Regions from separate parts of the Homo sapiens genome. Here region 1 is linked to region 2. Evidence: read pairs that join two places in POLR2A ChIA-PET (ENCODE). Cell type or tissue: OCI-LY7. All regions are shown on one strand. Links, peaks and the distances in the headings refer to the core of each region. The heading gives the core; the rest is flanking DNA. Region 1 overlaps ART3 (ADP-ribosyltransferase 3 (inactive)). Region 2 holds the start of SDAD1-AS1 (SDAD1 antisense RNA 1).

Evidence for each region. ChIA-PET counts read pairs that join two places held together with the same protein. Peaks named below come from ENCODE experiments on the same cell type or tissue, not always from the same donor. Only the 100,000 strongest peaks of a DNase experiment are listed, where the experiment ranks them.
Region 1: POLR2A ChIA-PET joins it to region 2 with 12 read pairs; 4 of 35 experiments call an interaction of 5 or more read pairs at or near these places.

What each region holds. Positions count from the first base shown.
Region 1 is chr4:76,094,869-76,100,250 of GRCh38, forward strand. It overlaps ART3 (ADP-ribosyltransferase 3 (inactive)), which reads left to right. Exons shown (of 12, transcript NM_001130016.3): 4 at 2,776-2,808; 5 at 4,087-4,119. Among named protein-coding and RNA genes, the nearest start is that of ART3, 23 kb to the left of the region's middle. RefSeq lists an enhancer at 672-1,173. In OCI-LY7, for the core only: no CTCF peak of the experiment used is centred there; no DNase peak of the experiment used is centred there.
Region 2 is chr4:75,975,554-75,980,935 of GRCh38, forward strand. SDAD1 (SDA1 domain containing 1) reads right to left here. Exons shown (of 22, transcript NM_018115.4): 4 at 2,093-2,203; 5 at 371-442; 6 at 191-291. SDAD1-AS1 (SDAD1 antisense RNA 1) reads left to right here and starts at 5,237. Exons shown (of 3, transcript NR_125906.1): 1 at 5,237-5,382. In OCI-LY7, for the core only: no CTCF peak of the experiment used is centred there; no DNase peak of the experiment used is centred there.

The DNA of each region.
Region 1 (5,382 bases), core at 109-5,108, 120 kb after region 2:
TCTTTCTGGAAAAATTTTAAACTACTTAAGGGTTGGTAAGTTAAATTTTTCTGGGAATTTGTCCATTTGCCTTTGTATTTCAAATTAGTAGGCATAAAGCTGTTCATAATATTCTCATATCTTTTTACATCTGCTGAATCTGTTGTTAGGTTTCCTTTTTCATTCCTTATATATTTATGCCTCTTCTTTTATTTCTGGACCAATTCTCTTATCCATTTTTAACCCTGCTATTTCTTTAGAAACTCAAAATAGTTTGATTACTGCTATTGAAAATGCTAAACAGAAGATTAAATCCAGAGTTTAAATAGGGAGGAGAAATGCAATCTTAACAAAATGACTCTGTGTTAAACATTAAAGAGGCCAGTACAGTGGCTCATGCTTGTAATCTCAGCACTTTAGGAGGATGAGGCAGGTGGATCATCCAAGGTCAGGAGTTCAAGACCAGCCTCGCCAACATGGTGAAACCCTGCCTCTATTAAAAATACAAAAATTAGCTGGATGTGGTGGTGGGTGCCTGTAATTTCAGCTACTTAGGAGGCTGAGGCAGGAGAATTGCTTGAACCCAGGAGGCGGAGGTTGCAGTGAGCCGAGATCGTGCCACTGCACTCCAGCCTGGGTGACAGAGCGAGACTCCATCTCAAAAAGAAAAAATAATAATAAATAAAGATACCCATTCTTTTCTATTCAGGAGGCCTTCAAAAATTTTGTGCATAAAAATCACTTGGAGTGCTTATTTAAAATGCAGATCACAAGGCATCCCCCTCTAGAAAGTATGTAGCAATAATAGTCCTGGCTATGGTCCTGGAATTTGCCTTTTTAATAAGCACCCAGGTGATTCTGAAGTATGTGGCTGGAAAACTACACTTTGAGAAACATGCTCTAACTTGTGCTACAGACAAAAGGCTTTTAAAATCCCCCTGGTGCCTGGTCCCCAGGCTGCACCTTTCAACTTACATCTGTAGCTTTCTTATCCACAATTCCCCTCACCTTCACCTTACCCTCAAATAAGCCCTCTGGATGAGGCTTGTACTCACTCATCTCCTGCTGAGACAACATTTTTTTTTTTCTTTTGAGACAGAGTTTTGCTCTTGTCACCCAGGCTGGGGTGCAGTGGCGCAATCTTGGCTCACTGCAAACTCTGCCTCCCATGTTCAAGTGATTCTCCAGCCTCAGCCTCCCGACTAGCTGGGATTATAGGCACGCACCATCACGCTGGACTAATTTTTGTATTTTTAGTGGAGACGGGGTTTCACCATGTTGGCCAGGCTGGTGTCTAACTCCTGACCTCAGGTGATCCACCCGCCCTTGGTCTCCCAAAGTGCTGAGATTACAGGTGTGAGCCACCATACCCTGAGACAACATTTTGTAATAATCTCTAGAACCAATTTTTAAATTTCTAGTCTAGTCAAATGCCTGAGTTTAGCCTCAGGGCACTGTCCAGATTCTAACACATCTGTTATTTCCTGGACCAGTAGAAAGTGGACCAAATCACCTGGGTTTTTGGTTCAGACACTCACTACAAATGGAGCAGGACTTGAGAGCAGATTATAGAAGTATATATCTTTTTTAGGAGCCAGGCCTCTCTAGGGATTCTCCTATTGTAGGTAAAGAGGCTCCTCCTCAGGTAGCTGAACTTCCAGATTAGATTAGTGTGTTCGCCAGGTATGAAGTAGAGACCACGAGGCATCTAGACCTTTGTTATGCATTCTGGTAGGCCTTCCGTATGGCTCATACTGCACCCAATCTGTATACTGTCTCACTAACCTTCTTACCTTACTGCTGTTGGCTGGTAGATTCCCCTTTCTGTCAAGTCTCAGGGGAATCACTGCAGTGCTGACAACTTTTTCTAGGGCATCACCAGTGAGAGCATCTAGGGCCTTTCAAAAAGTACTGTCAGATGCCACGTTCTGTTCTCCAAATATTGTGGATTTCCTCATATACAAATGAATATTCTGGGGCATGCCAACCCGTTTTCTTTATATGAATGTGAAGGATCTTTGTTCAAATGTTAAAGGATGTTGAAGGTCTGATTGAGATTCTTCTTCTTCAAAGGATAGGAATTGTTGTAGTAGAGGGATAGGTTTGCTGTTGAGGACGTTTAGTATCTGAAGAGAGGATTAATTGGACAGGTAAATTTTCTCCTAAATTTTGCCGACTAATTATAGAATAGAATGATAAGGTATTAGCCCTGGATGGGCCCTTGAAAGTCATTTGAAGCAGTCTCCTAGTAAAAGATACAGATAAGAAAACTGAATTCCGGAAAGCTTAGGTGTTTTGTCAGAGGTCATATGGCTGTTTGGTGGCTGTACTATAAATACTAAAATATAATTGTTCTGCAATTTTTTTAAATAATTGAGATAGGGTCTCACTCTGTCACCCAGGCTGGAGTGTAGTAGCATGATCACAGCTCACTGCAGCTTCAACCTCCTGGGCTCAAGCGATCCTCCCACCTGACCCTCCTGAGTAGCTGGGACTACAGGTGTGTGCCACCATGCCTGGCTAATTTAAAAAAAAAAATTGTAGAAATGGGGTCTCCCTATGTTGCCCAGGCTGGTCTTGAACTCCTGGGCTGAAGCGATCCTCCTGCATCAGCCTTTCGAAATGCTGGGGTTACAGGCATGAGCCACCATGCCCAGCCTGCAATTTGCATCTTACTAATTATGAGTCTGATAAACCAGGAGCTGACAGATTAGGTTACCAACAGCCATAGATTAATTGAAATATTTACTAGGGTATATTATGTCTAACTAATAAAGCTTTATCTTTGTGTTTCAGGACTAAAAACCGAAAACTGTATTGAGAACCTAGGTAAGATAGCTTTAAAGTCTTATCCCTATAATAGGAATTTTATCAGTTACTTCTCATAGCTATGGGTCAGAGCTACCCCACCACTGTACTGTCGTTCTGTCAAACATCATTTTCTCAAGGCTAAATTGTGCTACTACTGCTAGTACCTTTTCAGGTGGAGAGCCTAGGAGCCTTTGCTGCCAGTCCCCACTGCCACCCTCATCCCCACCCCAAGACTTGCCTGTGGCTCTTCTCTCAGACACTGCATTGGCCTGGGCATGAAGGGAACACGCCACTGTCATCTGAGCCTGACCTTATAGGAGTTTAAGGACTCCTTAATTCCCCTACATCTTCAGCCATTTCCCACTTGACTCCTATGCAAAGAGCTAGCTCCTGTTCCTGTATTTTGTTATCTTAGGAAATAACATTTGGGAGACCAATGAAGGAATGGCATGAATATAGGTCGAGGAAGGAGGAGAATGGGATGACAGAAGGGTAATGCGGTAGATTTTAACTTCCTCGGGGAAAAATAAGAGGATGTGACCAAAAAAAAAAAAAAAAATCTTTCTTAGAGGACTATGGGAAAGATTTGGGAAGGCAGACAGAAAATTCTAAGAGTATTAAGGAACAGCATTATCAAAGAGGCCTAATAAATTTGAATTAAAGATACCAAAAATGCCTTTGGATTAAGACATGCTCTGGGTGGATCCTTTTGAAGATTTCCTCATTAAAAAGTTTAAAAACATACCAAAGGTATCAGAAGAGAGAGAAAAAAAGTTCAAAAGCAAGGTTCTGTTTCTAGCTGTTTTTCTGGCTAGCTTTCCTGTGAATTTTTTTTTCATGTAACTTAAATGAATCCACATCCAGAGGCTGAGGCGGGTGGATTGCTTAAGGTCAGGAGTTTGAGGCCAGCCTGGGCAACATGTGAAACTGGCTCTACTAAAAATACAAAAATTAGCCAGGTGTGGTGGCAGGCGCCTGTAATCCTAGCTACTTGGGCGGCTGAAGCAAGAGAATTGCTTGAAACCCGGGAGGCAGAGGTTGCAGTGAGCCGGGATCGTGCCACTGCACTCCAGCCTGGGCGACAAAGCAAGACTCTTGTCTCAAAAAAATAAAAGTGAATTCACATCCATTTGTCTTTGAATTGAAATTTTATATCTGTTATAGTAACTGTATTTTTATGTTTCTTAAATATAAGCCAACACAATCTTTATTTTTAATGAACATTTAAAAATAGACTGATCCTGACATTCACATCTGAGCATAGTACCATGTAATGAAAACATGTCTGTATTTCAGAATATTTTCAACCCATCTATGTCTACAACCCTGGTGAGTATGTTCTAATTTTTAAAAATAATCTTGGTTGGGCATGGTGGCTCACGCCTGTAATCCCAGCGCTTTGGAAGGCCGAGGTGAGTGGATCACTTGAGCCCAGGAGTTTGAGACCAGCCTGGGCAACATGGCGGAACCCCATCTCTACAAAAAATACAAAACTTAGCCAGGCATGGTGGTGTGCACCTGTAGTCCCAGCTACTTGGGAGGCTGAGGCAGGAGGATCACTTGAGTCTGGGAGGCAGAGGTTGCAGTGAGCCAAGATTGCACCCACTGCACTCCAGCCTGGGTGACAGGGTGAAACTCTGTCTCCAAAGTTAATAATAATAATCCTTACCTGGATGTTTAATAGCTCTTTCTTGTTTAGCAAATGTATTTCTTAGCTGAAGAAAATTTGCAGATATAAAGCAGTGACTTGGCCTATATGAGAGGAAAAAAATAAAGAACCTATTCTAGGGAAATATACCTTCCTCAAATAAGAGAATTGGCTTCGTGGAGATCTGAACAATATGGAAATTTTCCGGGGAATACGGGTGGTGAGAATGAAGAGCTAGAGTCATTCTTGACCAGTTATGAGGGCTTCTTAGGTATAGCTCTGTATTCAGTCATTGAAATGAACCTGTGTGACTCCAAATACTCAGACAAAAATACAAAACTCAGCATGTTTGCATCTCTCAAATATGCAGATGCTTGATGTTTACTATGATTTAACTAAAATATGTAGGTGATTAGATGCTCTTAAAGTTTCCACTGAAGGATATATGGCCCAAATCATTTCTTTGCACATAAGTTCCTTATCATGTGTTTGGCTCATGTGGCTACAATAAATTTTTCTTTGTTGAAAAGAGAAGAGGTTCCAGCCTTTTTAAAACATGCAATTTATTTCATGTTTGGGAAAATACTTCCTGTCCTGATAGAAGTGAAGCACTTTATGCCTTGAAGACTTGCTTAGCAGCCCTTCTTTTTATTGTTCCGTTGCAGTCACAGGTTCTACTGATCACTTCCCAGGGACTTTAGCTGACTCTTCAACAAAGACATTTTCTCGGCTCCTTGAGATCCCTGGTAGACAAGCTATTTGTAATGACTTTTCTTAATAGTAGGGGCAGAGAATGTTCCAGCTCATTAGCCAAGGTACATTTAGACTGTGACCGACAACTTAAGTTTAGTAGGGTAGTTTCCTGGACGTATCAAATGGTTCTTTATAGTCATATTTCCTGAAAATAATTTTGCTGTAGCAATAGTAACTGCCAGTTCTTTTGT
Region 2 (5,382 bases), core at 353-5,352:
TAGCTGCTCAAGAAATGATAACCAATGTCATTAGTCATTTGAATTGCCTCTATTTTTACTTCCAACTTAAATCTATGACATAAGTATATTAAAGAGCTCAAGCTCAAGAAAAGTATTTGTATATGTGCTCTGTATTAATTACAAATGAAAAAAGAGTCTACTTCTCAAGAGACAAATATATATACACTACCAGATGTTCCTTCTGTAGAGTTCAATCATTACATCTAAAGACATCTTGGCTGCGGTTGCATTGCTATCTCTTAACATGGTGTACATGAAATTTTGCAATACCTGCAGAAAAGGAGGAGAAAGAAGACTTAATGCACTGATGGTACAATGCTGCAAACATGGAAGACAGAAGAGTACTTACTACATTCACTTTATTGTTCTTGTGTTTTGCATTTATATTCTTGATATCAGTCACAATATGTGTGTATAAAGTCTGAGGAAAAGAAACAAAAATATATACATTAAACCTAACCAACATTTTTAACCTTGCTAAATTTGGAGAACAGTATGAATGTACAGGATGACTTAATTTTACCTATTTTTCATTCTATCCCAAAAGAAACCCAAACCAAGCAAACAAACAAAAAAGCAACTACAAAGCAAAGCAAAGTTGTCCTCAAGAAGTTAAACATGGAGTTTAATGTAATACGGCACAATTCTCCTAGGTATATATCCTAGAAAATGAAAACATCAGTGTTCACACAAACATTCATAGCAGCCTTATTCATAGTGGCCAAAAAGTGGAAATAACTTAAATTTCCACTAACTGATGAATGGATAAACAAAATGTGGTATATCCATACAATGGAATATTATTTGGCAACAAAAAGGAATAAAGTACTGATACGTGCTACAACATGAATGAATCTTGGAAACATTATGCTAAGTGAAAGAATCTAGTCACTAAAGACCACATATTGTTATGATTCCACTTATATAAAATTTCCAAAACACACAAATCTATAGTGACCCAAAGTAGACTGGTGATTACCTAGAGCTAAAAGGGATGAGGAACAGGATTAACTACTAATTGGAATAGAGTTTCTTTTGGGGGTGACAAAATGTTCAAAAATTGTTTGCAGTGATGGTTGTACCACGCTGTGAATACACTAAAAAACACTGAATTGTACACTTTAAGTGGATGAATTTTACATAAATTATATCTCAATAAAAGTGTTATTAAAAAAAAAATGCTCCAATTTACCAAGCACCTAACTGCATGCAGGAAAATACTGTGAATGCATATATCACTGGTGCCCACACCATGCTCCCATGGACCACTTTTATTCCACAAATTAGACCAAGAAGTACAATTGCTAAAATCAAACAGTGGTAGTCTCTTAATACTTTGAAAAAAATTTTAAATTAATGAATGTAAACTTAAATTTTTCTTTCCTTTTTTTCTTTAAATACAGCAGTGGTCTTGCTGTGTTGCCCAGGCTGGTCTCAAACTCCTGGACTCAAGTGATCCTCCCACCTCAGCCTCCCAAAATGCTGGTATTGTAGGTGTGAGCCACAGTGTCCAGCCAAGTTTCTCCATCTTAAATTTCTTTCATAAATCTTCAGCTTCTAGTCTTATATAAGCAAATGCAAAATCATGGGAAAATGTTAATAACAACAAAAAAGTTTTTTGTGGGGGAGTGGGTCAGTTATAGCTGTGAGTACCAATGTCCTGATTTAGCCAGCCAGTATGGTGCAGTAGTAAAAGGCTTGGGTTCTGGAACCAGAGCCTGGGCTTATATCCAATCCCACCACTAAGAAGCAGTGTGAGAGTGGGCAAGTTACTCTATCTCTCTTTAACCTCAGCCCTTTCATCTGCAAAGTAAGAATAATAATAATGAGGATCCCTCTCTCATAGGGCTTTGTGAGTAAATGAGTAAATACACAAAGCTCTGAGAATGGTGCCTGGCACAAAGTATGCACTCAATAAATATGGCTATTAACACCATATAGCATGCACACAATGGTTGCTTTTTCCTGTTAAAGTTATTATTAACAATGTAAAGCATCGATAATTCAAGAGACAACAAAATTTTATGTCGCCTCAAGGAAGATGCAGGGAAATATTTGTTTTGCCCTTTACCTTTCGCAGAAGTTTATCATGGCAACGAAAAAGTTCAAAGAAGAGTTCTAGCAGGCTTGATGGATTGATGAGATTCTTATTTCTCAGCAAGATCAAAGCTTTGCAAAATGTCTCGGGAAGGAAAAAAACATACCATAAGACAATGGTAAAGTTAACAAGGTGAGAAAATACAGCGTATATGTCCCAAGACCTTAATGTCTTTTACTAACTAGACACTATTGTAGGATTCAGAATAGTCAGTCTCTGCCTTCATGGAGCTTACACTGGGGATAGAGCAGAACGGAGGACAGACAAGCCAAGTAAGCATATAAAAAGGAGGATCTAAGAAAATAAGTGTCATGAAGGAAGTAAAACAGGGTTATGTAATTGATCAACAGTGACTGAGGGAGGGCCACAGGGAGGTCAAGTAAGGTCTCTTTGTAGTGTCATCATACGGCAAAACCCTGAATCCATAAAGACAGGTGGGATAACAACATAATACACTAAATTGGAATAATCAATGAGAGTTTATGACCTTACGAGGCATTCTTCTGAAGTACCATCAGCACTAAGAATGGCTCAACAGCAGTTGTTGCATGCCTGCCCCCCGCCTTTTTTTTTTTTTTTTTTTGAGACGGGTCTCGCTATATTGCCTAGGCTAGTCTTGAACTCTTGAGCTCAAGTGATCCTGCTTCAGCCTCCTGATTAGCCAGGACTGTAGGTACCCAGCTATTTTTTTTTTTTTTTCTATTTTTAAGAGATAGAGTCTCATTATGTTGCCTAGGCTGGTTTCAAGCTCCTGGAAACTTCTCAAATGATGCTCCTACTTCAGCCTCCTAAGTAGCTGGGATTACAGGCATGAGCTGATGCGCCTAGCAGCTGTGGCACTCTTGCTTACCACCAACTCTTACATGTAGCCCTATCACCCAAATTTTGTGTTACCCTTCATTAGATGAAATACAATCCTTGAAGAATAGTTGATTCCAAGTCTTGGGGCAGGAAAAACGGTAAGAATGAATTTGGAACTATTTCTGCCAGAATTCAAGGATGCTTTCAAAAACAAGGGCAAGGCTGGGCATGGTGGCCCACACCCATAATCTCAGCACTTTGGGAGGCTGAGGTGGGAGAATCACTTGAGGCCAGGAGTTCAAGACCAGCCTGGGCAATGTAGTGAGACCTTGTCTCTACACAAAAAAAAAAAAAATTAGCTGGGTGTGGTGGCACACACCTTGTGGTCCTAGCTACTTGGCACGCTGAGGTGGGAGGACTGCTTGAGCCCAGAAGCTTGAGGCTGCGGTGAGCTAAGATCGTACCACTGTACTCCAGCCTGGGCAGCTGAGTGACAGACCCTGTCTCAGAAAAAAAAAAAAAAAAAAAAAAAAAAAAATTCAGGGAAATTGCTAAAAGGACTAAGAAGCTTCCCCTGGCAAGGTGGTGACAATCTGAACATAAAGTAATTAAAATAATAATACTAAAAAAAAGTTTTAAAGTACATAAAAAGGTAGTTATAATGTCAATGAAATACATATAACTTGACTTTTATTGATTTGACTAAGTAGGTAAGAATTACTATATATGGATATTTTATTTCTTCCAAAAAAAATACAATGTTTCTATCTGTGTAAGCAGGACAGAGTGAACAAAATCTTGGGAATGATTCAAAAAGTCTTGGAAAAATAGCAAATACACCAGGTAGAAAGATAGCCCAGTGGCTGATAAGAATTGTTGGTTATCCCAATAACCAATTAAAAAGAGCTTCTTCCAGTGTGTTCAATGCTTCCTCTAAAGAGCAATGCTAACTATACAGACGCAATCCTTTATCTCCTAGTAAAGGAAATCTCTATTATTATTATTATTTTTTTTTTTTGAGACAGAGGCTGGAGTGCAATGGCGCGATCTCGGCTCACTGCAACCTCCGCCTCCCAGGTTCAAGCAATTCTCCTGACTGAGCCTCCCAAGTAGCTGGGATTACAGGCACGCACCACCATGCCCGGCTTATTTTGTATTTTTAGTAGAGACAGGGTTTCTCCATGTAGGTCAGGCTGGTCTCGAACTCCCGACCTCAGGTGATCCTCCTGCCTCGGCCTCCCAAAGTGCTGGGATTACAGGCGTGAGCCACCGCGCCTGGCGGAAATCTTTATTATTTTTTAAAAACCTACTAATCATCATAAAGCACTATAAAGAAATATACATACACATTTTTTTCCATTTAAAAAAAAATTTAGAGGTGGGATCTTGCTATGTTGCCTAGGCTGCAGTGTAGTGGCTATTCACAGGCATGCTCATACCACACCTCAGCCTCAAACTCCTGACCTCAAGCAATCCTCCTGCCTCAGCCTCCCAAGAAGCCGGGACTACAGGTGCACCTGGCATATATATTAATTTAATAATGCCCACAGACCAGTTTGGTGGGGTACTGCCAGGAAAATAAAACTTAAAGAAATCCTAATTACTTGGAAAGCCATTAAGTCTCTATACTCAAAATATCAAATCTCTATGACCTACAAGGACTTCAAGAGTAACATGACATAGGTAAAAGCCTTTAGACTAGGGGTTCAAGTTTGGAGTCCCTTGGGCTATACTGCCAGGTCCCATGTACCAGCTGAGTATCAATCAGTTGACAACCCAGGGCCTGAAACCTTGGCTTGTCTGAGACAGTATTCTTTTTCTTTTTGGCCTAATCAAATTACTAAAATCCTAAAGTAGTATAAAAATGATAGAAATACAAAAAACCTGAGAAAGTCTAAAAGAAAACAAATATTCATCTAAAGACTTGGCATTTCTACAAGTTGTGCTATAGGATATTAGTACGTTTTGTGATCATATTTGCGTACTTATCTGCTGTAAAGAGGTTTGAAAAGCAGATGTATTAAATTTGGAAATGTCTTAGTCCCTAGAAGCAGAGACTGATTTATTACAAGTGATTTGTTGGGGGTATGATCTCAGAAAGGAAGTGAAGGAAGGAGGATAGTGCAGAGACACGCAAAGCAAAGCAAGGATGTGCCCTTGACTGGAGACTAGCTTTAGTCCCAACACAGGAAAACACTGGAGCACATCCTGCATTGGAGTCAGAGCCACCCTGAGGTAATGGGCTGGGCTTTTGTACCACATGATAATGGGCTGTGGGCTACTAGGGTAGGAGGACACCTCCCAGGCACTAGGACTCCGATTTAGCTGAGGACAATGTTGCAGAGAAAGGGCAGCTGAGGGCCACCAGCAGCTGACATTCACAACAAGTGGGGCAAACAGGTACACCGGCCTCGTGAAGGGAATGTCAGCCAGGACTCAACCCCAACCACTAAAAGGACAAT